Regions from separate parts of the Mus musculus genome. Here region 1 is linked to region 2. A link is a loop called in an ENCODE intact Hi-C map of the cell type or tissue named here. Cell type or tissue: heart. All regions are shown on one strand. Each heading gives the region's core, and the rest is flanking DNA. Links, peaks and the distances in the headings are about the cores only.

Region 1 (8,341 bases), core at 68-8,067, 1.1 Mb after region 2:
CATCATTGTGGCTGGGCTTTGTTTCTTCTTCAGCCTCGGTACCAACTCTGCAAGCTCACTCCTATCTAGCGTGACCATGCTGGTTACCATCCCAGCCTCAGTACTTAACCCGGGGACCTTCAGCAGGTGGAACTCTTTCTGCACACCCAGTGTGACTGGCCATCAAAATATGGACTGGTTGGTTGAAGGGATGAATTCTCATCCCTGGATAAGAGCTGTAGTTTAGTGTAGAAGTAACCCTCATTTGTAAAGGCTAAGGGGAAATGTAGATTATTACTTTTAATAAGACTATTTTGGGGGGCTGGTGAGATGGCTCAGTGGGTAAGAGCACCCGACTGCTCTTCCGAAGGTCTGGAGTTCAAATCCCAGCAACCACATGGTGGCTCACAACCATCCGTAACGAGATCTGACTCCCTCTTCTGGAGTGTCTGAAGACAGCTACAGTGTACTTACATATAATAAATAAATAAATAAATTTTTAAAAAAGACTATTTTGGGGTTTTATTGATATTTAAAAGTTGTATATAGTTTCAAAATTATCCATGTGGTGTTTTCCCAGTACGCTGGTTCTCTACACTCTACCACAATATCTCAGCCATCTTTTCTTCCAGAGAAACAATGATTCAGGCCTAGCAAGGAAGGATGCCCCTCCCTGGTTCCGTCAAGCTTCTTGTCGAGGAACCACCAAAATCAAGGAAAGGAAAATATGAATTTCCATTTTGGAGACTGGAACTCCTCCCATTGAGTCCCCCTCTAGTGATGACTGGTTCTGATCTGTAGTATCCCACTTGCACCCTTCCACTTTCAAGTCTGTGGCCGATGATTTGGAATCTCTGTTTAAAAGATTGGCGGCTGTACAGCTTCTGTACATGGGAACAAGAGAAAGCCAGTGTTTTAAAGGTGGCCATCTAGAGAACACAGCACCTCCAACAGCTGAAAGTGCCACTGAAAATCCTAAGGTCTGAGTTCTAAGCATTTTAACTTATAGCTTACTATGACGTTGAGGTGTCCATTTGATGTTCTGCTTTTACTAACAAATGCGAAGAAGTTAGAAGGGGGCACAATTGAGCTAAGACACTATTATTTGTCCCAGACACTTCTCTTGGTCAAGATTAGATTTGAACAAAACAAAACAAAACAACTAACCAAACAAAACCAGAGTACGTGGGATAATGAGCCCCAGCCAGAATTCAGCATCTTTGCAACGTTTATTTCCCTACTTGCTTCCTGGAGCACAGTTTGGAGAAGTCAGGACGGTAGGCTATGTGACAAACAGTGGGGCTGCACATACAGCCTGCAATGAATGGAGGACGGAGCAGAAGGCTGGCATGGAGTGAAAGCAGGAAGCTTTCCTCAGCATGAACACATCTTCTCAGGTGACAGAAAGAATGACCTTGGCAGTGTCATGGCCTGCAAGTGTTTGTATTACCAGGGAGTAAGCCCAGAGCCCAGAGATCAGACAGCAAGACTGGCCACTCTCTCAGTGCCACCAGAGTTAGGATAGAACAAGCACTTGGTAGAATCAGTGGTACCTGTTAGCACTTAGCATTAACGATACCTGACCCAGTGGATTCCATTTCAGCACCCTAACTTGTCCTCTGAGTGGGAGGCCACCCAAATGGTCTCACTGGTTCCAATGGTCCTGGAATACAAGGAACCCAAATCCAAGAAGTCCACTAACCTCTCTGGTAAACTGAAATGGCTTGTTAGGAACTCTGCTCAATTAACTTTTTAAAAATAATAGCTTGGTGGATGAGAAGAGTTTGATTTCTTTAAAGGAACAATCGCAGTTCACAGCTGAAGTACAGAGAACAAGAGTATTGTTAGACAGATCCTAAGACCACGAACTTACGCTTGTATCCTCCCGCAATGCCAGACTGTGTTAGGCATCTCTGCAATTCGTCAGCATCAATTTGTCCGTCCTTTAAAAAAATACAAACAAAAACCAGGAAAGGAAATCAGGGTGGTGACTTGCACTTTCAAGCCATTAAGCAGCATTTAACAAGAGAAAATAATTATATGTAGCATTTCTTTAAAGGAATGCCTTTCAAAATTCTTCTTATTCTAATTCCAAAAATAATTCAATGGTGAGAGAATAACTGTCATGACAACAGTCTGCATTCAGTTTGAGCCAAGGAACTATCAAAATCAATCATTTTAAAATTAGTTAACAGAATTGTTTAAAAACATATCCCTCCAACCCTTTTTTTTGAAAGAGGGGGGAAGTAGGGTATATCACAGAGTTGTAGGCATCAGTAAATACAAGGCCTGGTCCAAGGAGAAAGAGGCTCTTGGACCAGTTTGACTCAGCAAACAGGGTCTTCCAAGCACAATTATATAGAAAAGATACAGGGTACCAATACCTACTTACTGGTTGACTGAGGTCAGAATAAGACACATGACATTTTTATGGATTTTAAATAAAATATATAAATCCAAGTTGGTGAGACTCATTAAGTTATAATTAGGAACAAGATCAATAATTTGCAAGAAGATGAATGTGTGGACTAGAGGCCAGCACTGCTGAAAGTCAAGCAGGTGGAGTCACTTACATGCTGAAGACACTGGCAATCTAAGAATGCTTGTCTTGAGGTGTGCTATGTCTTGTGGTTTCAAAAACACGGATCGATAACATATTAAGTAGACACTCGAGAGGAAAGTCTCCCAGTCTTCGACTCAATTTTCCATTCAAATTCTCCGAGCTCTGTTTCTTAGAGTACCACTTCTTCCAAGGTGGCCGTAGAAGTTTGCTTAGCATATTCTAGAGCATATCTGTTTGTTTGTTTGTTTGTTTGTTTGCTTGTTTTTTCAAATCATCATTTCCTTCTTTTGGGCTCTTGTTTAAAACAAGTCTAAGGTGACTAAGAAGGGAGGTCCCCTCTGGACACATCTGGATTATGTCCACAGAACACTTACAAACACACAGTGACCTTGCAACCTAGGAACATGTCCTTCCCCACAATAGCCATAGGCATCGGTCATAACTCTCGGAGGGAGGAAGTAGGTCTTAGGACTTGGGACTAGCTGACCTGCATTCCCTCCGTGGGTCATCTGGCCACATCACCTAATAAGGACATGGAGCGCTAGCTCCAGAGAGCACCTGCCCCTGGGTGGAGGCTACCTTCCGAATACTGATAGCAACTCTTGTGCTTGGAAGCCGATGCTTCTTTACAGCTCTTCTCTACTTCCTTTGTGGGTAAATGATTAATTATCGAATTCAACTGAAAGTAGCTAACTATCATAATTGGGCCATAAAATAATTAATTACTAATATTTGTCTTTAGGTTAGGCAAGCAGAGGTTTTATGTTCAGATCTTGAATTTCTTCTCTGTAAGCAGCCCTTGTTCTATCCTGACAATACAAGTGAGGAGGTATACACTTTGTAGATCTTCAAAGTATATTTATATTCCCCCTTTGGGTCAGTCTAATCCCAGTCCAATCACAAGCTTTGAACTGATCTATTATTGATACAGGCAATACTCTGTCCAAATTTGTCCAGATCTAAAATAAAGACTGTTTTAGTCTTCCTTTCCTTTTACCTTCTTTCAGGCAAAGGGACTCATTTCCAGAGCAAAGACTGTTTTTGTGCCACTGCACTAAATGCTAACACAAACAGAACATAACAATTCTTCAGTATTGAAGGAAAGGCTAACCTGTCCAGCCACAGCAGCAAAGTAACCATATAGCGGATCCTGAGTTTGTCCAGGGAACGCAGGCCCTCCGGGAGCCCCACCATACTGTGAAAAAGAAAAGAAAAAAAAAAAAGGTAAAGGCATCAGAGAGAATTGAATTTATCTTAACCATCCAAGGCTTTTGTACAATTGACGCCTGTGCGACCTTCACAGTCTCTATCTTCCCCACCACCTTGACTCAGCTCAGTGACCCACCAGGCTTGTCCACTCCTGCTCCTGACATCTAAAAGCTGGAGACTTGGTCCAAAACAAGTTTCATGAGAGTGATGGCCACTAAACGCAGACCCACTTTAAAAATCCCTATTAACCAGCTTACAGAGGTCAGTGCACCGGAAGCAACCTGGTGGCTAGGCTTAGGACTGTTTTCCTGTTGGTTTTTACAGCCTTTGCGGTGTTTTTGAAGTACTTGAAGTACTAAGTAAGGCTGGAGTTAGTACAGGGCTGACAGGTGTGGCTTGGGAAGAACAGGGATGGCCGGCCCGGTTATATCTAAAATGAGGGTCCCTCTGTCTCTGACAGTACACCTCCCACATCTGCCTAAGTGGTCTTCCTCTAGGACTTCAGCTCATTTCTCCAGACTTTCTGGTCTCCCTGTCACTTTCTTTTCAAGGGAGTGACCACAGAACCATTCTAGATCAAGATGGCTGTTGTTGCTTTGGGGACATTCCGAGAGAGCAGGAAGTCAACACCAACTTGCACTATCTCACGCCACATATCCGAGTTACAGAATGGGCTTCCTGGGTCGCAGCCCACCCACCGGTGGGCCCTGGAAAGGCCCTTGGAAGAGATGGGGAAGAAAAATGGAGCCAAGGCTGGACATCAGGGTCCAGGCGAGCTCGCAGGGAGCATCTGGGACCGCCCGCGACGCCTCCTCCCGCTCGTCCGTGGCGCCTTCCAGTCTCGGGAGACCAGAGGCTGCTGTGCCCTCGTCCGCTGCACTTACCCCGCCTGGGTAGTACCCTCCGCCCGCGCCAGGGTGCCCGGGATACGCCATGGTGCAGACTGCGCCTCCGCCCTGCCTGTCTGCTGCTCCGCCCGTCCGGCCCAGAGCCGCCCCGGAGCGCACCACGCCGCCCCGCGGGGGCCGCCGCTCGCCGCCACCCACCCCGATCGCCCCGCGGCATCCCGAGTGCCGCCCGTTCCCTGCTGCCTCTGTGCTGTGTCAGCGCCGTCTGCGACCCACACTCGGGCGATGACCCAGGACCCCAGACGAGTTTATATCAGGACCCATTCTCCCTCTCGACCTAGTGGCACATTCCGACATCCACGCACAGCTAGGGGAGGGTTTTTTCCCCCCTTCTTCCTACTGTGCTATTTTGTAGAACATTTACTATTTACACCGGGTTGTTGGGTAGAGAGGACGGGATAAGAACGCTATGCACAACTGTAGGGAAGGGGAGAACAATTCCAGTGGGCGAAGGAGACACTTTACAAAATAGGAAAAAAAAAACTTTGAAAACCTGATGAAAACTTCTGAACCATGCAAGTGGGCTTTTAGCTTTGACTGAGGGTGGCCTGTTTCTTTGCCAACCGTTTAAGCTGAGTGTAGCTCAGGTGCGATTGCTAGGCGTGGGTGTGTGGGGTGGGGTAGAAGAGGGCAGTTTCTAGGCAGGACAGCCTCACCCAGGTCATTCATAGGAAAGTGAATTGTTTAATTTTCTGGATGATTCGAATAGAAACAACCCCAGTGGTGAAGCTTCCTGGAAAGGATGTGAAACTCACGTGGGTTGTTCAGATGTTTCACGGCTTCTTTTTTGTTTTTTGGTGCAATTGCAACAAGAGGTAATTGTTTGCTGGCTCCGGACTGTTAAGGACTGAACAGTGTTGGTTGGTCGATGTTTTGTTTGTTTGCTTTTGACTGTTTGCTCTTACTCTTTCCTTTTGAGATCCAGGTTCTCAGGGTAGCCTCTCATGGCCTCAGCCCCAGATGAGAGTCACCAACGGTTGCCTGCTTTATTGTTATTATTATTATTGTTGTTGTTGTTATTATTAATTTATTTTTATTTTTAATGACGAAACAAAAATATACCTAAAAGCGAAGCTTCTGGAAAAACCATTTGTTCATCCCTGTCTTGTATCGCTCCTCAAACTTGACCTTGGCCTCCCGCCTGACCTTGCGTTTGTTTCAAAGCTGGGTCCCTGAACACATCCTTGTTGACAACAGTCTTGTTCAAGGGGATATCCACAGAGTACCTTGTGGGCATGAGGTGGTTGTAGTTATAAACTTTCACAAAGGACTTGATCTTGGATCGCTTGGCGATTTTCTTCTTGCCCATGGCAGCTGTCACTTTTTGGGGATAGCGGTCAATTCCAGCCACCAGGGCATGGCTGTAAGGGCGGTCCAAGAAGCCATGGTCAATGTTCTTCACGATGACGGCTTTGCGACCGGAGTAGCATCCGGCCAGGACCAGCAACACTTTCCCGGGTTTCATGAACTTGCCCATCTTGACAGCAGGCAGCGGTACCCAGCAGAAAGGAAAGGAGGGCACTTCCGCTCTTGGTTTTGTTTTTAACATTTTGAGAAACACTTTAATGAACAAGACTGACCATAGTGTGTGACCAAGTTCTCTTTGGATACATAAGCTCCAAAACAGAAAGTTCTAAATAGCGAGAAACAATTCCAATAGTCCTTGTGATCACGTAGCAAAGGTGTAGCCTGTTTTACGTCTGCTTCTGGAGATAAAATTACTGTTCTCAAATACCATGGTCTTTGATTAGGCATTCTGAGGTTTTGTCCTGTAGTTTGGAACTTTAATCGGCTAGGTGAACAGGGCTCAACTCACACTTGAATTTAAGCTCTTTCAGGACTCGAGTTTGAAAATATCACAAAAAATATGTGTCACCAATAAAGCATTTGTGACTAATGCAGGCTTCATTTTATGGATAAGCGACTACATTAATTGTCACATTAGGAGACATTAGACTCTGGTTACTCCTCCCTTAAGAAGTGAATTTTAATGGAGGGCTGTAAATGAAATCCTTACAGCGATTGCCAACAAATTAATGATGAAAACAAAGATAAATTACACACACACACACAGTAATTAATGAGTGTCAGACCTTCATAAACTTTGCCTATTTGTGTAGTCCTCACAAAGACCTGTGAGATAGGCGCTTTTGTTATGCAGTTTTATGCAGTTGAGAAACGAGAGCTGAGACAAGACAAAGAAAGGAGGATATGAATTCAGAGCTGGGCTATGGTGCTAGGTACTCTAGCTCCGCCCCCGGGGTGGGGGTGGAGGTGGGGATGGGGGAGAAAATGTCCAGATAGTAAATATTTTCCATCACATGCTCCCTATAGCAACTTCTTGGCTCTCATAGCCTGGTGGTGTCTAAGGATAGAACACAGGTCAACAGTGTGACTGTGATCTAGAGCAACTTCATTCACTGAACTTCATATCGTTGTTGAATGTCAGAATAACTCTATTCCTCCTATCTTTTAAAGACAGGAAGAGATGTCATTCCTAGCTCTCAGATGTTCTCCCAAAGAGGCAGGCCAGATGTGGCCCTCAGGGAGCAACTTGTGAACCACGGCCAGCTTATGACTCAGGAAGTATGGCCCTTAGCAAACAATTTTGCTGGTTTTAGGATAAAGTCTACTGTATTGGTAGATGAGTCACACCAAGGAATGGTGACTCCCCAGTGTAAGAGCCTGTGATTAAAATGGCTACGTCGGAATCTGCCCATTGGTCAGTGAGACATGTGAGAGGAACAGGGTGAGACCATGGCTTGCCTGTCTCCCACCCTGTGTACTCTCCAAGAGTGGCTTGCATATGTCGTATGACAGGCTATCCTTTCAATGTTTATGCATGCGACACAAACCCTGTTATTCACAGACTAAGATTATGGAACCTAAGCAAAGGATAAAGATTCAGTATCACCATTGCAAAGCTGAAGTGTGATCATCTTTCATGGCTTTCGTATTTATTTTCACAGAAGGCGTGGAGAGGGAATGAAATAGGCAACTTCTCACATTCTTGGCATGTGCCAAGTGTCATGCTAGACGCTTCCTTATGACACTACACTATCAGAGGAATTTGTAATTGTGTTTTAGAGATTAGGGAACTGAGTAGCAAGTAACTTTCCCAAGGTGTCCTACCAGGCTTTTACTCTCAATGTAAGTTGAAGGCCTAAGTTTTTACAATAAAAAACAGACTATAAAACACTAAGCTACACTCATGCTTTTCCCTAGGGGAGAACTTCCTGAAGCATTAGGACAATACAGAAAAAGAACCCAAGAGACAGAGAAACTTCACAAAAATCCTCATGTCTGCCTTCACAAGATCAAGTTACCTCATCCCTAAGTAGGACCTATAAAAGATGACAGCCGCCCCGACCCTCTGTCATTTTAATTTCGAATCAAATTAAAAACCTCAGTGGAATAAGATCACCTTCTTAGCCCTATATCTCCAAACTATGAGTCCAAGATACAGGCACTGCCATCCATGAGCCATCTGAAGAAACTCAGCAACAGAGCACCATGCTGTGTATTTATACAGAAGAGGGCTTTCTCATGGGAACCAGAATACTATCATTCATTCTAAAACAATGTACTAAGTTTTACACAATTTTTTTCAGGCATGTCTCCCTGACTGAAGGCTGTGGCTAAAAGAGGCTGAGGAGAGTTGTTTCAAGTTTAAACCTAGAAG
Region 2 (8,341 bases), core at 113-8,112:
CCCTGGAGTGTGCTTGAGGTGCCCAGTGCCATTCCATCGAAGAAAACTCATGAATTCCCCTCTCCCAGCAGATAAGTAAGAAGTATAATTGAAGGGGAAGTGGGCACAAAGTCACAATTATACTTCTTGCAGCAGCCATAGAGTCAGTAATTTATGAGCACTTCAGTTAGGATTAATATAGTATTAGTTTTAGCCAATGATAAATGGATATCAGGTACGAATCTCTACCTTGGCTGAAATGTAGACTAAATGTGGCCAGATTTTAAGAATATTTCCAAATTTTTACTACTGTATTTTGTGTTCTGATCATGATTAATCAATGGGAAAAAAATGAATTGGTCAATTTCTACTCTTTCCAAAAGAGCCTGAAGAGACTATATAGTTTATCCTTTGAGTGAAAATTATACAACAGATGGACGACTAAGCACTTCTGACAGACTGAGACATGCCTAATTACAAAGTAATTCATTGCCTAATAAGCCTCATTACCCTTAGAAACTCTCAAGGAGAAAACTTAGCTAGACTCAAAGAAGCGTAAACCAAGCCTCATCACCCTAGGTAAGTCCCCAAGATGGAAAAATGATCTTTGTTAGTTGACTGGGCAAGGTTTAGATGCTCGGATTTAGACAAGTCAGCACACTCTTTAAATACACTGTAGAAGAGGAACTGAGACTGTGTCATCAACCAAGAACAATATCCTATCCTGTTTGAGCTGATAATAACTCTTCAGTCATCTGCCTAGATAGGTAAATTCAATCTACTAATTATTAGCATAGAGCTGTGAAGTCACTTCTGTAACTGCTTGAATTTGTAGTGACATACCAAAGGAATAACTAGTGTGTTTCAGTTATGCCTCAAACATAACTTTCTCCAAACTCCTGTAGAGGGGACTGGATTCAATATCACTGAGTTATACCTAATACCACTCTGATCTAATCTCTGCACCCCTGGAAGGAACTCAAGTAATTGTCTTTTAAAAATTTAGAGGCATCTTTACAGTCTAGGATATTCTACATATTGTTTATCTTCTAAAAACACTAGTAATTCCCAGGTACATATCCCTTTCAAACTCTACTTCCGTGATACAATGTTGAAGACAGAAATTCCAAGATTGAGTATAATTTTAGTGCAAAAAAATACTGCCTATCTGAGGTGACAGATATGCCATTTATGATATGACTATTACATTATCCACATACCACAGTAAATTCCACACACACACACACACACACACACACACACACACACACATATATACATATATATATATGCACACACACATATATACATACATATATATATATATACATACATATATATTTCATGCAACTATTTCGTTTCACATATGACTAAGAGCATATGGTTCTTGTCTTTCTGCGTCTTTTTATTTCACCTAACATAATGTTTTCCAGTTCCATCTATGTTGTCGCAAGTGACATTTTAATTTTTATGTTGAGTAGTATTTTTCCCACATTATCTCTCTTCACTTACTGTTCATGAAAACTTGGCTAGTTTCTGTTTTTTGGCTATCATGTGCAGCAGTACAGTAACTATGAGGGTCAATGTCACTTTGACAGGCTGATTACCTTCCCTTCCCTTTGTATCCCTGTAGTAGGACTGCTTCATCTATTCTGTTCTCTATAACACTTAATCTAATTTATATTCCTATCAACAGTGTGCAAGGGTAAGGAATACTGAAATTCTCTAACTCTTAATTTTATCAAAATGTTGTTATGGTAAAAAAGACAGGTAGGGACACATAGTCTCACTTATATCCTCTGCATCAGTCAGCCACTAGAGAGTACTTTACTTACGGTTACCACTTCAAACAACGTGCTATGATGTATAGGGCATTGTTGTATTATTAGATATGTTTCCTTCAGTTGATTAGCAATGCAATGCTAAGATGGAATGAGTTTCCTCTCAGAAGAGAGTCAAGAAAGTTTAATCAAGATCAATAATGTCATTAATAGAGAATGACACCACCTCATACAATTCTTTGGCAATGTTAAAGAAAAGAGTAAAGCATCATGCGAAAGAGGCTATGTAAAAACAAGCCAACAACAGCCAAAAACACAGCCTATCTAGTGCAGTGGAATAGAGAAAGGAAATCCACCTTATTTCAGGTAGTGCCTATGATAGCCTTTTATCTTTCTACACCAGGTTGAACCAATACAAAGAACAAAGTTCTACAAACCTTCATTTGAAATATAAATAGATACAGGGGAAAGTTAGCGATTTTCCTTACTGTTGAAGTCACTTATTTCCTTACCCAGGCTTATCAAACAGCTGTAGTACTGAGACAATGACTATAACTATAAAATATGATTGTGTGTGTGTGTGTGTGTGTGTGTGTGAGTGTGTGTATTCTTCAAGTTTCAACTGATGGCCCATTGAAATGCCACATTTCTAATCCTGTTAGTGCAATATCATTCAATTAGGTAACTGTATATTATTTGTCTTCACTACCTACTTAATATGCAGTGTAAAAAAGCATTATGCTTTGAAGTTTAATTTACTATGGTTATATTTAATACAATATAGACATTCATAAATTACTAGAGAAGTATTAAAACCCAGGTTGAGATTTGCAGAGATGGCTTAGTTGGTAAAGTGCTGGCCACAGTATAAAGTTATAAATTTTACTGTCACTATCATGTAAAATCAAAACAAAATATCAGGGAGTTAAGGGAGGGCACCTCTAATAGGTACCTATGCGTGTGAAGGAAGCAGAAAGAGGAGGAACTTTGGGCTCACTGACAAGTCAGTCTAATCAAATTAGTGAGCTCCAGGTGAGTGAGGGAGCCAGGCTAAAAACAAAACAGAGAGTGATGGAGAAACACACTTGACCTCCAGTCTTCACATGCACCCACTTGCACCCCTGGACATATGATACACACACAAGAACACTCACATGCACACACACACACACACACACACACACACACACACACACACACGTCAGCAGCAGCATCACCGTCATCATCATCAAACACAACAGTTCTATTGTCCCATGATTGATGTTTTGTGTAAAAACAAATGATCTCTAATACCTCAGAAGACAGGCAACAACTCACAATACCCTAACTAAACAAGAGCAATGGACGTTGACCATCTTTTCTAATATTTGCAGTTTGGCTTCATGTAAAGGCAGCAAGTAATTTGATTCATATACTGTCATCGTTTCTCATCAAGTTAATTAGGAAAACGTTTATAGACAGTTGCTGTGATGTAGTAAACTGGCATCTTAAACACAAGATATTGCATGGTATGATCTAGGTATGTCACTGTAGAGGAGTGGTTCTGATACTCTGATTTAATCAAGAATCTGCGAGTACTGATGCTGAAGTTCCTTGTCTCCAATTGGTTCTTGATCAATCAATAAAGATGCCAGTGGCTAATGACTGGGCAGAAAGAAAGAGGACAGATATCCAGGTTCCTGCAGGCTATGAGAGAAGAGGAGAATTGAGATACTTAGTGGGGAGAGGGACAGAACAGACTCGGAGCTGCAGGGAAGATCTTCCAAAATGTAGGTGTAAAAGGAAAGTGGCCCATGGGCTTAAGAGAAGGTAAATAGGCGACCAAGCGAAGGGCAGATTTTAAGGTGTTGAGCTAAGAGTAAAGGTAACTGGACAACCAAACTGAGAGCAGATTTAGAGGTGTTGAGCTAGGAGGAAAGATAACTGGGCAGCTAATTTGAGGGAGGATTATAGGTGTTGTGCTAGGAGTAAAGGTAAGGGAAAGATAGAGAGCCCAGACACAGAGCCAATAAGGCAGGTTACAATGATCGTGTGTGTGTGTGTGTGTGTGTGTGTGTGTGTGTGTGTGTGTGTGTCTTTCATCTGCAGATCCAAGATAGTTCCTGGGCGTGTGTGCACATGCAACCAAGTGGTAACACAAAGCAGACAGCCAAAAACTACCAGCAACATGTCACAATGTGAGCTGTCCCCTAGAATGTAGATGCTATGAAGGCAGAATTTTCATCTATCTTGAGTGTAACCATAGTCTCTGTGTCTAAAATAATGCTCAGCACTAAGGAGGTTCTCAGGAATATCTGCTAAATAGAATGAGTGAGTACACATATCATAAACGTGTGAGCTCCTAAAAGCGGTGAAGGCACCCACTTCCTTCTCTTCTGCTGCACATGAAACGGACTGAAAGAAATGAGCAGCAATCTGCAACACATCTTTGCCTTATTTGGATTCAGAGCACAAGACCTACTCTTAGGGTTTTATTATTGAGTTTGGGCCTGAGTTCTTTTCTGTTCTATACATATCACTAGCAATTCAAGCCTCCATAATTCCATCTACTGGTAATGCTACTACTCTGAAAAAGATCTCACTGAACAATGGAGACACCTGCTGGTTAAATGATATGCTTTAAAATGTCACATCTAATCAACAAGAATTAACCAGCAGATGTGACATACTGTTAAAACTGACCTTCCTTTTGAAAAATAGTAAATGACAGCATTTATTTTCTTTCTTAATATGGTGATACTCAAAAAAAAAAAAACAAAAAAGACTGTGTTCTGCAACAATATGAACTAACCAGTACCCCGCCTGTCTCTAGCTGCATATATATCAGAAGATGGCCTGGTCGGCCATCACTGGAAAGAGAGGCCCATTGGTCGTGCAGACTTTATATGCCTCAGTACAGGGGAACGCCAGGGCCAAGAGGTGGGAGTGGGTGGGTGGGGGAGTGGGTGTGGGAGGGTGTGGGGGACTTTTGGGATAGCATTGGAAATGTAAATGAAATACATACCCAATAATAAAAAAATAATAAATAATAAATAAATAAATAAAGACTGTGTTCTGCAGACAGGTACTACTGCAAAAAATGTTTAGTTTTTTTCTAATTCTTTAGTTAAAGACAATTTTTTTAACTATCCAATAAGTTGAAATATTGTGTCATATGCTGGCAAATTAAAGCTCTCACATGATAGAGGTGGGTGATATATCTTCTTGGCTCTGTCAGGGCATGTGCTCAGCTCTAGTCTTACGAATACTGTTCTTTAAACTGATAAGAACAGATACCACACTTGATCTTAGACAAAAGGCTGAGAAGTGATATAGTGCCTTTAAAAAGAAGGAAGTTCTGCAACATCTAACAACATGGATAAACTTTGCATATATGATGCAAAATGAAGTTAGTCAGCCACAGAAACAAATACATTATTGTACTTAAATAAAGTGTCTAAAATAGTCAAACTTGTAGAATCAAAGATTCATAAAATCAAAGAGCAATATTGTAGTCACAAGGGATTGAGGGAAAGAGGAAATGGGAATTACTTATTAATGGGCATAAAATCTTAAGATAGATAACTAAGGTCCAGAAACATTCTGTACAGGATTGAACACATACAGTGTGTGTGTGTGTGAAAGAGAGAGAGAGAGAGAGCGCTCATACATTAATACTAAATTAAGTGCTTCATGGTTATACTAAGTCATATTAAGTCATAGGGCTTCATACATTCATACTAAAAGAATTTAGCAAGATGGTTGATCTTATGTTCTTTCCAAAGGCAAATAAATTTTAAAGTCAGGTAATATCTGAACAGGACTTGATCTATCACTTGCATGAGGTGTGCCATTGTTATTTTGTGCTATATAGGAAAGTAACTTTCTATAAATATGTTTTTATTGCACTATTACGGACAAACATCTTCCATCTCCCAGCCCCTTTTGTGATATTTGTGCTCATTTTTCTAGGCTCTGCTTCAATCCTTTCTCAGCAAGGCCTGATGTTCTCTGTGTACAGTATAATTTCATACTATCCCTGCTTTACTCCTCACTGGATAGAAGTGTATGAAACCTTAGACCTCCATTCCCATGACAACTGAAATTTTCCAGTTGTTGAACAACTGGAACATGTTTCAACAATTTTCTTTCTTAATAACCCAATCACTCTCAGCATCATCTACTGCAAAAGAAAAGGAACTGAAAAGGGCAAAGGGAGGTTTTTTTTTCCCCCAGGTTAAAGAATTAGAGTATAGAAATGAGACAGAGACACAAAAAAGGATTTGGAGAAAAAGGGTTTTGGGCTGGAATTCATTTACAGCCCAGAGGAAAGCCTTCCTGGAGAATCTGAGCCAGAGTGAGGTGGGGGCTGCACAGAGCAAACTGCTCATTGCTGCACAAGCATTAGGGTCCCCATCAGTTCCCCCAAAGCTTTGGGATGCCAACAGCATAGTAACAGGATTCATACACTGTACAGAAAGAAAAATTACAGAGGATTTTCCTTTTACTTTGAAAAATATCTTTTGTCTGTAACATACCATCTACTTCCATGTTTGAATACATAGTAAAGAACATGAAACAGAATCCACACCTTCGTAGTCCAGATACTTTTATATTAATGACTTAACTTTTAAAAAGAGAAAGTTAACGTATATGGGGACCTGTGCCTGTAACACTAGCATTCAGGAGACTGAGGCAAGAGGATCCTGACTTCAACAACAGTCTCAGCTCTGAGGAAGAGCAGGTCTCAAAATCAAGTGGAGTGGGGGTGGCGACAGCGGTGAAGAGAAGAGAAAACAGTAAGGGAGGAAACGCCATCAGCACTGAATCCACAATGACGTTCATGAATCTTATCCAACACAGGGAACACAGGAAATCACACAGAGCAAAAGCCATTAGTAAGCTGTAAATGTTTTTATGCCATAATTTCTGCTTGGGACGGCAATATTTCTCATCTTTATTTTTTCTATAAGACACCTAAACCCTACTTAAATTCAAGTATATTTAAAATCTTATGCATAATCTCACTGCACTCTGACTAAGAAGAAAAGTAGGTGTAACTACAGACAGGTATTCTGGAATTCAAATCACATTCTAGAAAATCTTTATAATAATTATTCAGGTTAAAAGTCTAGAGGTATTACTGTAATGCTAGATTTACATTTTAAATATCATTATTATGACTTATCATGTTTTGTTATGCTTCCTTAGTCAAAACTCCCAATCCAAGGCAGTTGGTAAAAACTAGAATTTGTCTTCCCAATATCAGGTGATGTTGAGTCCTGCACGGTCCTGCATGGAAGAGACAGTGTGACATGTTTTCTCGACCCTGGAGCAGATCCAGGAGGGTGTGGGTCTCCATGAGTGTTGAGGATTGTTGGGCACGAGGCTTGTTTGTATAAAAATATGTAGATATATTAGTTCATGTTTCTCCTTCAGGAAATAGTCTCCCAGCCAAAGTTATTGGGAAAAATTTTCCCTGACATGATTAAAGGGGAATGTCCTCTCTACCAAGGTTAATGACTCCATAATAATCAGAAACAGCACGAGTCTGAGAGGTGAGGGTAGGTCTATGTCCTTAGCCAAAAAAAAAAAAGTAAACATGTGACCTTCAGGACAGTCCTTCAGGCTATGGGAATGAACTCTGAAAACATGAGTTCAAAAATATATAATTTATCGACTGTGCAAAATATAAGGATGCAATATGAATCATAGGAAGGGCTTCATGGACCTTAAAGAACCGAGGCAGCTGCACTACGTGCCAGCTCTTCAGAAAGTTAAAAAGAGCCGGCAGATACAAAGGTGGGCGGATTCCTGAGTTCAAGGTCGGTCAGGGGCTCAGTGAATTTAGGTCCAGGCAGGGTCAGAATGGTAATCTCTGGATGGGATGCCACCCAGATAAGTTTATTGTCTGTGCTTACAAAGGTAAGCAGTTCTCTGAATTCATTTGCAATGTTTAAAAAAAAATGCGCTTGTTGTCATTTTTTTTTCCCTCAACCCGGGGCCCTGTTCCTCCACCACCACTGCATTTTTTTTTCCAATCAGTGGGCTGGGGACAAGGAATGTTGATTTGTGGGCTAGTCAAAATGGAGGCAGAAGTAAATAACTAAACTGATATGTAAATAAAAGACTGGGCTTTGGTCTTTGAGAGCTGAGCTATCTCAATGAGCTGTCTGGAGATCTACAGAGAAAATTGTCTTAAACAATAATCTTTCCTCGCCTTTCTGTTTTCCAGACAGAAATAAATTTTTTTCTCTACTTTATTTGAAATAAAAAATAAGACCCCTATCTGAAGGATCCCATTTCAAGGGCCATAAAAAAATAATGCCATACACCAGCTACTCTGATTATTCTTATTCTTAAATTGCATTTATTCCTAAGATAGGCAGGGAATTTCACACTGAGCATAGTTGCTTACGGCTGAGGGCATTTGGTTCTTGGGAAGTAGTCAGCCCCACACTTTGAAGCACAGGCTCAAGTATCTAATCATAGCTGGCTGCTGTTGGGGAAGTTTTGTGAGGCTAGGGGTTGTCACAAGAAAACATGCAGAAATTTTCCACCCACAGCGAAAATTAACAGTCTCCTATGGGAAGTTATAAAGC

The links. A loop is a pair of places that touch in the nucleus more often than their neighbours do. Peaks named below come from ENCODE experiments on the same cell type or tissue, not always from the same donor. Only the 100,000 strongest peaks of a DNase experiment are listed, where the experiment ranks them.
Region 1: it touches region 2 in a loop (3-fold over the local background); 4 of 42 quality-filtered maps call a loop at or near these places.

The regions. Positions count from the first base shown.
Region 1 is chr5:8,052,934-8,061,274 of GRCm38, reverse strand. It overlaps Sri (sorcin), which reads right to left and starts at 4,733. Exons shown (of 8, transcript NM_001080974.2): 1 at 4,636-4,733; 2 at 3,654-3,737; 3 at 1,853-1,922. The coding sequence starts at 4,686. It also overlaps the pseudogene Gm15730. In heart, for the core only: a CTCF peak has its summit at 4,659; DNase peaks (open chromatin) are centred at 3,004, 4,674, 5,334 and 7,254; H3K4me3 peaks cover 2,074 bases; H3K27ac peaks cover 2,854 bases.
Region 2 is chr5:9,165,793-9,174,133 of GRCm38, reverse strand. It overlaps the pseudogene Gm24666. Among named protein-coding and RNA genes, the nearest start is that of Dmtf1, 8.2 kb to the right of the region's middle. In heart, for the core only: a CTCF peak has its summit at 4,371 (motif pointing left); no DNase peak of the experiment used is centred there.